Linked DNA regions of Homo sapiens: regions 2 and 3 are each linked to region 1. The links are chromatin contacts, found by Hi-C or POLR2A ChIA-PET in ENCODE. All regions are on one chromosome and are shown on one strand. Each heading gives the region's core, a stretch centred on a gene start or an enhancer-like site at or near the end of the contact. The rest is flanking DNA. Distances are from core to core; before and after follow the strand shown.

The links. A loop is a pair of places that touch in the nucleus more often than their neighbours do. ChIA-PET counts read pairs that join two places held with the same protein, here RNA polymerase II (POLR2A). Pooled maps may share reads with other maps.
Region 2: a map of gastrocnemius medialis shows a loop between it and region 1 (8-fold over the local background). The contact joins the enhancer-like site here to the promoter of LGALS1 in region 1. A Hi-C loop is called at or near these places in 1 of 168 maps with a recorded cell type or tissue (gastrocnemius medialis) and 5 of 50 pooled maps. POLR2A ChIA-PET finds 5 or more read pairs at or near these places in 1 of 52 experiments (activated B cell).
Region 3: a loop to region 1 is called in a map of naive thymus-derived CD4-positive, alpha-beta T cell, with 4 times the contacts of the local background. The contact joins the enhancer-like site here to the promoter of LGALS1 in region 1. A Hi-C loop is called at or near these places in 1 of 168 maps with a recorded cell type or tissue (naive thymus-derived CD4-positive, alpha-beta T cell) and 7 of 50 pooled maps. POLR2A ChIA-PET finds 5 or more read pairs at or near these places in 1 of 52 experiments (activated T-cell).

What each region holds. Positions count from the first base shown.
Region 1 is chr22:37,674,058-37,677,450 of GRCh38, forward strand. LGALS1 (galectin 1) reads left to right here and starts at 1,579. Exons shown (of 4, transcript NM_002305.4): 1 at 1,579-1,654; 2 at 2,929-3,008. The coding sequence starts at 1,646. RefSeq lists silencers at 1,382-1,521, 3,042-3,393.
Region 2 is chr22:37,192,362-37,195,754 of GRCh38, forward strand. It overlaps a transcript of C1QTNF6 not described here. Among named protein-coding and RNA genes, the nearest start is that of C1QTNF6, 5.8 kb to the left of the region's middle. Within about 2 kb of position 1,655, at least 8 of the 41 ENCODE cell types and tissues checked have a DNase peak (open chromatin) inside an H3K27ac peak, as active enhancers do.
Region 3 is chr22:37,229,305-37,232,697 of GRCh38, forward strand. It overlaps RAC2 (Rac family small GTPase 2), which reads right to left. Exons shown (of 7, transcript NM_002872.5): 4 at 2,628-2,690; 5 at 1,927-2,086. Among named protein-coding and RNA genes, the nearest start is that of RAC2, 13 kb to the right of the region's middle. RefSeq lists enhancers at 1,230-1,289, 1,820-1,959. Within about 2 kb of position 1,492, at least 21 of the 41 ENCODE cell types and tissues checked have a DNase peak (open chromatin) inside an H3K27ac peak, as active enhancers do.

The DNA.
Region 1 (3,393 bases), core at 329-2,828:
ATTGCCCAGGCTGGAGTGCAATAGACTGATCTCGGATCACTGCAACCTCTGCCTCCTGGGTTCAAGCGATTCTCCTGCCTCAGCCTCAGGAGTAGCAGGGATTACAGGCATATGCCACCATGCCCAGCTAATTTTGTATTTTTAGTAGAGATGGGGTTTCTCCGTGTTGGTCAGGCTAGTCTCGAACTCCTAACCTTAGGTGATCCGCCCGCCTCGGCTTCCTAAAGAGCTGGGATTACCGGCGTGAGCCACTGCGCCCAGCCCATCATCTACTTCTTAACGTGGTTGTGGTCAGATTCCACCCCAACTATGCGCTCCTTGAGAGTGGGGACTGGGAGGGGTTCAGCTTTGAATCCTCAGAGCCCAGGGCCAGGTACATAGTAGGTGCTCAGTAAAATACCTGCTGAACACTCAGGGAAGGGAGGGCTGTGCCGGGCCTCAGAGGAGATGTTAAGAGAGCAGACAGGGTGGCCAGGCATGGTGGCTCACACCTGTAATCCCATTACTTTGGGAGGCTGAGGCGGGTGGATCAACTGAGGTCAGGAGTTTGAGACCAGCCTGGCCAACGTGGTGAAACCCCGTCTCTACTAAAAGTACATAAATTAGCCGGGTGTGGTGGTGGGGGCCTGTAGTCCCAGCTACTCGGGAGGCTGAGGCAGGAGAATCAGTTGAACCTGGGAGGCAGAGGTTGCAGTGAGCTGAGATCACGCCACTGCACTCCAGCCTGGGCGACAGAGCGAGACTCCATCTCAAAAATAAATATATAAATAAATAAAAATAAAAAAGAGAAAGGACAGGGTGCACAGAGCCAGGACCCCACCCCCTCCTGGTCTGGACCACCCTGGGCCATCTCCTAAGCTTGACACTCTCAGGCCTGAGGCTGTCAGGCCAGGGCGCTTTGACTATCCCCTGCCTGCCCCTGAACGCGGCCAAGCCCGAGGCCTTAGCCAAGCCCTGCAGCCTCAGGCTTGGCGCCCGGCCCAGCCTTTCTTTAGCCTTCCCGAGGAGCCAGCGAGAGAGCGCTGCAGCAGCCGCAGTCCTTGCTTCCGGGGAAGGCCCGGGTGGGGCCAGGGCCTGTGGTTAAGTCAGTGGCCCTCTGCAGACGCGCACGCAGCAGGAGCCACGCCCTGGTCCCTGCCCGGGAGTGGCCTGGTCTCCCCCAGCTCTGATTCCCTGAAGGACCCTGCACCTCCTCAGCCATCTTCTCTGGGCACCCCCTGAGCCCAGCCTGCTGGCCACAGGCCCCTTCCCGCCAACTTGTGGGCCTAGCTCATCATCAAACTATTTTCCACTGGCTTCCCCCAATCTCTGCCACAGCACAATTTTGGTGGGGAGGTGGAGAGGGATGAAGGAGAATAGGAGGTGGAGCTTGGACTCTGGCCGGGGGCGGCGGGGTGAGGGGGGGCAGCAGCTCGCCACTCTGATTGGTCACCTCTGCTCCAAAACTGGCTTCAAAATTCCACGGACTCCGCCCCCAGTGGCCCCCAGCCCTATCCTGACTTGCAATTGGCTGAACTTTCAGGGGGCGGGGCTCACCCGGTCCGGTCCAGTTAAAAGGGTGGGAGCGTCCGGGGGCCCATCTCTCTCGGGTGGAGTCTTCTGACAGCTGGTGCGCCTGCCCGGGAACATCCTCCTGGACTCAATCATGGCTTGTGTGAGTGTGGGGACCCCCCCCCAAGGTCCAGGGGATAGGGCAGGAACTGATGGCCAGAGGAGAGCTGGGCAGATCGGGAGCAGATTCTAGCCCCAGCTGTGTGGCCTGGAACCAGTGCCTTCTCTTTTCTGGACCTCAGTGGCCACATCTGTAAAATGGGGGTGGGCGCCATGGTCCCTCAAGGCCTTCTCTGCATTGATAATTGTCTGGATTCCTCCAGGGTCTGAAAGCACAGTTATTTCTGCCCAGGGTTGACATTCTGCAGCTCTCTGAGAAGTGAGCGTGGGAAGGGTGTGGCCAACTGGGGGACACCCAGGCCACTATCCCTTTCCCCCTCCTCCACCCCAAAGAGCCTCCTGTCCCCTCCCCCCTGCAGCTGTCCCGGTCACCAGGCCAGGGCAGAGTTACCCTCTGCTCCAGAGAACGCTGAAAAGTTGCCAGGACCCGAGACAAGCTGCCCAGGATGGGCCCTTCTAGGTCGGGGGTGGAGGGTGGTTGTGTCCAGGCTGGTGGCGGGGGGGGCGGGGGAAATTCCCTTCCACCACCCCCAAGCTGGGAGGTTGGGGTGGCAGGGAGGTGAGAATCTTCCTCGGGCCCCAGGGAAAGGGTTCAAGTTTCTGGCAGAAGAAACCACTCAAACCAGTTAACTCTTGCCCACCCACTCGGGGTGCCAGGGAACAGCAGTGCCCAGCAGTTTGCTCAATCTTGTTAACCCTGAGCCAGCCCAGCCACAGCCCGACTGCAGGGCTATTCTCCCTAATGCAGAGAGGCCGTGTTTTTCAGGGTCTCCTCTCTAGCCCCTGGGCCTCTTTGCAGAGAGGGGCTTGAAGGAGAATAGTGGGGTCGCCCGCCCCTAGCCACTTCCTCTCCAGCAGAGGGGCCGGCCCCTCCATTCAGTGTGACGGTGGGCCAAGTGTCGGCCCCTCCCCAGCCTGATCCTCTCCATCTGCGATGGGACAGAGCACCCCATCTCCCAAGTCACTCTTGAGTCCAAAATTCCCAAGCCAATCTGCAAAATCTTCTAGAGCCTGTCTTCTAGAACCTTCACGTTACAGACTGAAGCCAACCCCGGTGGGAATAGGGACTTTCCCAGGACCACATAGACAATCGGAGGCTGGAAATTACAGCTCAATCCTTTCCCCAGGCTTCCCCTTGGCTTGGTCAGAGGATGCCGGGCGGGAACAACCCCACTCCCACCCCCAGCCACCCCCGGACACTTCGAGCAGTGGAGGCCTTGTCCTCTAACCCGGCTGGGCCGGGGCTTGTCTGTGCAGGGTCTGGTCGCCAGCAACCTGAATCTCAAACCTGGAGAGTGCCTTCGAGTGCGAGGCGAGGTGGCTCCTGACGCTAAGAGGTGAGAAGTGAAGTCGGGGTGGTGGGCGGCAGGGACGGGCTTGGTCCAGCAGGGAGGGCGTGGCCGGCCAAGCCCACATCTCCTCCCTGGCCGGGAGCGGGTTAACGGCCAGCCGCCGATGCTGCGTTTTCTGGGTGACTCACTTCCCCCGCAGGGTCTGGGCGCCCCCACCGTTGCCGCCCCCTCCCCCGCTCCCTCCCTGCTGTAGCCTCTTAAACTAAACCAGCTGCAGCCTCGTCATCTGTAATACCTTGACTCCCCCGCCCCCACCCCTTTCCGGTCTGGGCGGGACCTGTCGCTGGGGAGGGCGGGGAGAGGAGTGGGGCGGGCGTCACCGCCGCCTTCCCCCTGAGTCCCTCCTTCCTGCGTCTGGTCATTCATTCAT
Region 2 (3,393 bases), core at 405-2,904, 480 kb before region 1:
AGGTGTGGAGCCTAGGACAGCCTTATCTGCAGAAGTGCAGATAAGGTCTGACTCTTTCCAGCATAGCTGGGGGCATGGCTAACTCGACAAGTCCCCAGGCCTTATCTAGAATCTAATGGCCCCAAAGCAGGTAAGCTGGGCAATTTTCAAAAGTCAATGATGCAGTTTATGACCTTGAGGCATTTAGCAAACCTAAAATCTGACCTGCCTAATTTAGACCAAATGTCTAAAGTTTGAAGATATTTTAATGTTACTGATAATCTTTAAAACTGTCTCTATTTCCCAAAGATTATTAAAGTCATGTGAACCAAAAGGCATTAATGTTTCTATTTTTCTGACAAAATATTTGATTTAAGTACTTATTATTTTTAAGCCAATTAATCAGAGCTCTTTCATATATCAACATCACACACACAACATATATAAATACACAGACAGAAGATCCAGTAGTTGTAAGATTTTTCATTTGCCAATTTTTAAGTTTCTTAATTGGATTACTGACTTCAGGGTGGAGCCCTTCAAGAAACAGGGCCAGGAAAGCCTGCAGTTTCTAAGGCCTAATAAGCAGGCACAGCTGGAAGGCAAAACAGAACCCCAAAATTAAGGGTTTCATTTTTATATTGGATCCTGGATCCCAAAGAGAGGGAATCAGCCCATCCCCCATGGCAGTCTTATCTTTCAATGGAGGGTGGGGACACTTCCATACTTTCTAGGTGGCCAAGAGCATGCTTTTCTGATCCAAAGGTGCGAAGAGCCAAGTATCCCCACAAAACTGCCATTAGCCATCCCTAAAAGTGTATTCCCCACCTAGTTATTACATAGCAAGGCTAAAAGCTCTCTTAAAATGCAAAGTAATTTCTGATATCCCCAAAAGTCAAAACTGTCAGATAACACAATACAAAACAGAGCAGAGCCTTAGATTTTGAGAGTGGTCTATCTGCTTTCAATTCCTGGGGGTGTCCATGAGGAGAACAGAGGTTTCTCCCAAAACAGGGTCTGTAGCACCTCCTTTTTTCCTGAGAAGTCCCAGGCTATTAAAATTTATCTTAGGTCCTCTCAGGTGGGGCATCAAGAGTGGCAAGAAGACAAAATGGGGAAAAAAATTAAGTCGACTGAAAAGAAAAAATTTTTCAGAAAAATAAGAGCCAAGAAGAGAAAAAAAAGCATAAAGGCCTTTTAAATATATGTATAGCTTGGATATCCATTTTTAATTAAGCTGACTTTTAACCAAATCTTGTTACCAGACTCTAGCCGGGACAAACAGCCAATATTTCTGGCTTTTGAACTTCACTAACAGTAACCTCCCAGGTGAAACCGGTAAGCCTTAACTAAGGTTAGCACTTAACCCAGGTATACAAGGTATTTTCAAAGAGGTGATAAGCAGTTTTTACGAGATCTAGAATCGCCAAGGGTAGTGCAGAGAAAGGAAAATTCAAACGAGAAGTCAGAAGCTGTTTATGGAGAAGAAAATGAATAAATGGCAAAGGTCACATAGATATTAAACCAGAAAGGACTCATTCCCTAAGGTGGGAATTGAACCTGGGTCCCCAGTGTGAAGAGACAAAGCCTTAGCTACTGAGCCACGGCACTAGACAGTTTCTGTTTTCCTTCCTGGAAGGAGCCCAGAGAAGCCAATTTCAAGCGTGCAAAGGCTTTTAACTGCTCAGGACAATTTTTAGGGCTATCACATGAAGCCCCAGCTTCCTGTCGTCTGGATGGTGGAGACTAAGAGAAAGTACTCCCACACGGTCACAAGGTTAAACTTGCAAGGACGTAAAAAAAAAGACAAGACAGAAACCTCATCTAGTTTTTGTTTCAGGGACCTGCCGCCAAGTTTGTAACTGACGAGTTTGCTGGGCCAACTTGAATAATGGGCTTATATGGGTCCTAGGCCCACATTCTATCCTATAGTACCTCTTTTTATGACAGACTGACACAGAAAGAAAAATTCATAGCACTAAGTACACCAGATTTTCTAAAGCTTAAGACTAGCCCCCATGAATTCTTTTTCGTATTAATCAAATTCCTTGCAGGAGAGACAAACAGTGATTTTTATCATTTATTCAACCAGTTTGCACCAAGAGAGGCCAGAAGCCTGACTGGTAAGAAATTCTTACCCTTTGCCAGCATGCCAGGTTTCTGGGTTCCCTTTCTCTCTGTGGCTTTGATGGCCCTGCTTACTGTGCCATTGCTATGGGGGCCAAGACACGTTACAAAAGAAAATCGTCTTTTTCCATTTCATGGAACCACAGGCAAAAGCCTCTTAATTTTGTAAGATGCTGTCCAACAGGCTGCATGGGGAAACCAAATTAACATTTTCCATTCCAGGAGACTAGCCACCCCACTCAGTGCCCAACATCAACCTGGCAAGGCTCAAACTTGCTCCCGATGGCCCTTGTCATCTTTGATCCACTCCAAGTGAGGTGGAATGCCCTCCAACCAGAAGTTTCAACATATGGTAGCTGGGCAAGATGGAAGAGTGGAGAGTCACCCTGAGTGACAGAAAAGATAGAAAAGAGAAAGGAGAGAGGAAGAAAAGCATTGCCTGCCGGGGGGTGGAGAAGCTGAGGAGCTCAGGGAGGCCAGAGGCCTCCATTCCATTGACACTGGATCAATAGTTCAGGAGGTCGCTTGTCAGTAGCAAAGGTATCTTTTCCAGCAATCTCATCATCTCTAAAGTTTCCCCCTTTGGGGAGAAGAAAGCTCCCCATGTCCCATGATCCTGTACGTGCCTAATCCTGTCACTCACAGCTGTCAGCAAACAGTGCAAGGCAGATTAATGAAAAGAGAATAGTGGTTAATATCCCATAGTGCCTAATCCATTTCTCCTTACCAAGGGACATGACCGAGGGGGACCTCTAACTCCCTAAGGACTCCAACCTTCTTCATTTGGGCCTCTAACCCAATTTCTGATAAGCATCTTTGCCCTTCACTAAGAGGGGCCTTTAACCCCCTATTTCTGAGGAGGGAACCTAACCCAAATCCATACATTACCCAGAATAAAATATCCCTCACTTACCCAAAGTCAGCCAATTGGGGCTGTAGTCTATTTCCTTTGGGTTGAGGGTGTTTTCTGGTATCGTCCCTTCGTGGTTCACTAGAAAAAATGGTACTGGAAAGGGGTCCCAATCCAGACCCAAAGAGAGGGTTCCTGGACTCGCACAAGAAAGAATTTGAGGTGAGTCCACAGAGTGAAGTCAAAGCAAGTTTACAGAGAAGTAAAGAAACAAAAGAATGGCTACTCCATAGACAGACCACCCCTGAGCGCTGCTGGTTGGCTGTTTTTATGGTTATTTCTTGATTATATGCTAAACAAAGGGTGGATTATTAATCAGTTTTCCAAGAAAGGGGAGATTTCCCCAGAACTGAGAGTTCCTCCCGCTTTTAGACCGT
Region 3 (3,393 bases), core at 242-2,741, 440 kb before region 1:
GTGGGGGCAGTGGAGGTGCAGGGAGGACAGATGGCCCTCAGCTTTGTGGCTTAGGGAGCCAGTCCACCCCTGTCAGAATCCTGGCTGGGTGGCCTTAAGCCAGCAACATGTCCCCCCGAGCCTGTTTCCTCTCTGTAAAGTGAAGGTGACAAGAGCTCTTCGTCATAGCTGCTGTGAGAATGAAGTGGCTCCCAGGAAGTGCTCAGTCCACATCAGCTGTGATTATCAGCTGGGCTCAGGGCTGCCCCCAAAACTTGTCATCCCAGGGCTGGGGAGTCCAGGTGGGCAGAGGCAGTTGCTGCTTCCCTCACTATCCCTGCCAGTCCCCCCAGGACTCCCCCTAGGCCTAAGCTGGTCTGAGGCACAGTTAAAATCACTGCCCCTGCCCCAGCTCCATGCAGGGTCAGCCAGGAAAGACTGGCTAGAGGCCAAGGCAAGAACTCTGAGTCACCACCTTATGGAGGAGAGAGGGCCTTTGGGGATTGTCCAGGTCAGCTTATGTGGAGAGGGAGACTGAGGCCCAGAGAGGGGCAGCCACTAACCCAAGGTCACACAGCCAATCAGTATCAGAGCCAGGACCAGAATCCAGGCCTCCAGCACCCTCCACATGATCCCAAAGCATGTGCTTTACAAGGGAGAGGTCAGTGACAGCCAGGCCACAGGCTGGAGAGCTGCACCCTGAATAGAAGGAGTCCAGGGGCAGGGGTTGGAGGGGTGCTGGTTGGTCAGAAAGAGAAGGCAGGGATGAATCCTTGATATTTAAAAGGAAAGACTTGCAGGCTGGGGAGCTGTGGCCCTAGGACAGGGGAAGGGAGCCAGGGTGTGAGCCATAGTCTGAGGCCCCCGGGGAAGATGGCTGTGTCACCACGCTAGTCACAGAAGGAGGGAGGTGGTGGCTGCGGTTTCTCTTCCTGTGAAGAGATGTGAGTCCCCAGGGCCCTCCCAGTTCCGGCAGGGGGAGGTGGGGCGGGGCTGGGGCGGTGGGGCGGGAGGAGGTCTAGTGGATTCAATTTGGGGGCCAAACCCTGGGCCTGCAGAGTCCTGTGGTGAGGCAGAGGGCACAGCTCATATGACCAAACCCAGCTGGTGGTTTTGGGCTTTTGGGCAAGGATCCCTGAGCTACAGACACATTGGGACCTACCAGGGACAGGGACAGGAACAGCCAGCAGGCCTGGGTACCATGCATGAAGCCAGACCCATGGTCATCGCCTCCCTGATGCAGGCAGCCCTGAGCCACTACAAAGAAGCACCCCCCAGCAGTGAGCCAATAATTTGCTGTCCTTCCTTCAAATCTGGCTGGGCCACCTACTAGCTGGGTGACCTTGAGAAGTTACTATATTTCTCCAGCCCAGTGATTTGGAGGCAAAGAGGGGTCGAGCTGAGAAACCAAAGGGAGTGGGGAAAGGGAGGAGAGAAGGTGGTGGAAGGAAATGTGTCACCCTTTAGATCTAATGCAGCGCCACCTCCTCCAGGAAGCCTTCCCAGAACACCCAAGTTTGACTTGCCACTTGTCCTCCAAGCAACCACAGCACCCCCACTCAATCTCTGCTTCTGTCTGCTCAAAGCACACCTCCTTATTTTCAGTATCTATTAATAGATACTACTCATACTACTAGGACGACTACTACTAACACAGAGTGCTTCTCACACACAGGTGCTGCCCTGGCAGCTCCACCTGGAATAAGTTACTGAATTCCCCCAACCACCCCAGGAGGCAGGAGCTATCACTATCCCATGCTTTTCTGATAAGGAAACACAGGCAGAGAGAGGCTACGTGACTCGCCCAAGGTCACACAGCAAGTGCACAGCACAGCTGAGTTCAAACTGCACAGCCTGGCCCTGCAGCCCGTGTTTACAATCACACCACGAGGCCAAGTCAGGGCCTCCCCTGCAGCCAGATCGCCCCTCTGAGCCCGAGGCCCATACCAATCTCCTTGGCCAGTGCCAGGCCCTGCGGGTAGGTGATGGGAGCCAGCTTCTTCTCCTTCAGTTTCTCGATGGTGTCCTTGTCGTCCCGCAGGTCCAGCTTGGTGCCCACCAGGATGATGGGTGTGCTGGGGCAGTGGTGCCGCACTTCTGGGAACCACTGGGCAGGTGGGTGGGGGGACACAAGGTTGTATGGGTCAAGAGGGGGCGCGAGGCTGTGCGGGGATCAGAGGGAGTGTGAGGGTGTAGGGAGAGGAGAGGCAGCAAGTTGCCAGAAGATCAGAGGTGGGCACGACGGTGAGGAGAGAGAGACGTGAGGTGGCACAGGGAGGGGAGGCCACGACGTTGTGCAGGAAGGAGGGGGCGCATGATTGTAGGAAAGGAGGAGGCGAGGTTTTGTGCAGACATAAGAAGCAAACATGAGGTTATGTGACAATCGGAGGCGGACATGAGGTTGTGTGGGGAGGAGGAGAATGCAGCCATGGAAAGTGGGGGTATAGCTAACTATCGCAGCACCCCCCACCCCAGGTCCTCTGAATCTTACCCCCTCAAGTCCCTCTGCCAGCCCTGGTTGGCACTGGGGACCCTCTCTGTATGCGACCTCTGCTGCCCCAGGGACCAGCCTAGAGTCACCAGTTCCTCCCTCTGTCCCTCAGGGTTACCTGCCCCAGAGCCCCCAAGGCCCACCCTGTCCAGCTCACCTTGGCGCGGACGTTCTCATAAGAGGCTGGGCTGACGAGGGAGAAGCAGATGAGGAAGACGTCCTGGGGACAGAGCAAGCGAGGTTGCTAGTGAGGAGGGCCCAGAGGTGTCCCACCATGGCAGCCACCGAGAGGTGGAGCTTGGGGCTCCCTGAGGGTGGAACACCCCAGGGAATGCTGGGGACTTAGGATCTGGGCAGAGCAGAGATACCCTTCTCGCCTCTACCACGAGGCTGCTGTTTGTTAGGACGCTCACTAAAGGCCAGGGCCTCTGCGAAGTGGTTATCCTCACATGTCACTCTGCAGCAAGCACTGCTGGTAGCCCCATTCCTCAGACAGGGAAAGTGAGGCTTCCAGAGGTTAAAGAGTTTGCCAACGTGCACTCTGGTGAGGGGAGGATCTGGGATTCTAGAGTCCATACTCCAATCCATATACTATCCACCATCTGATTACCGGCCTTAGCCGCCTCCCTGCATACCCTGGAGGAAGGGCGAGGACCCAGCAGCCACCTGCAGGCATCCTCCACCTCTCCCCTCCCCCAGCACTCCCAGGGCTCACCATGCTGGGCTGCCTCCTGGGGCCCTGTGCAGAATCCACCTGCCCCACCACTGGAAACAGGGGGTGCCAGAGCCCAGGAGGCAATGGGGTGGGAAGATGGGCACATTGAGGACCGGGAACCAATGCAGGGCTGAGGGAGTGCAAGAGGAAGCCCTTCTCTGCCTGGGACATGCAAGGCAGGCAGACTCCCTGAGCTGGGCCTTAAGGG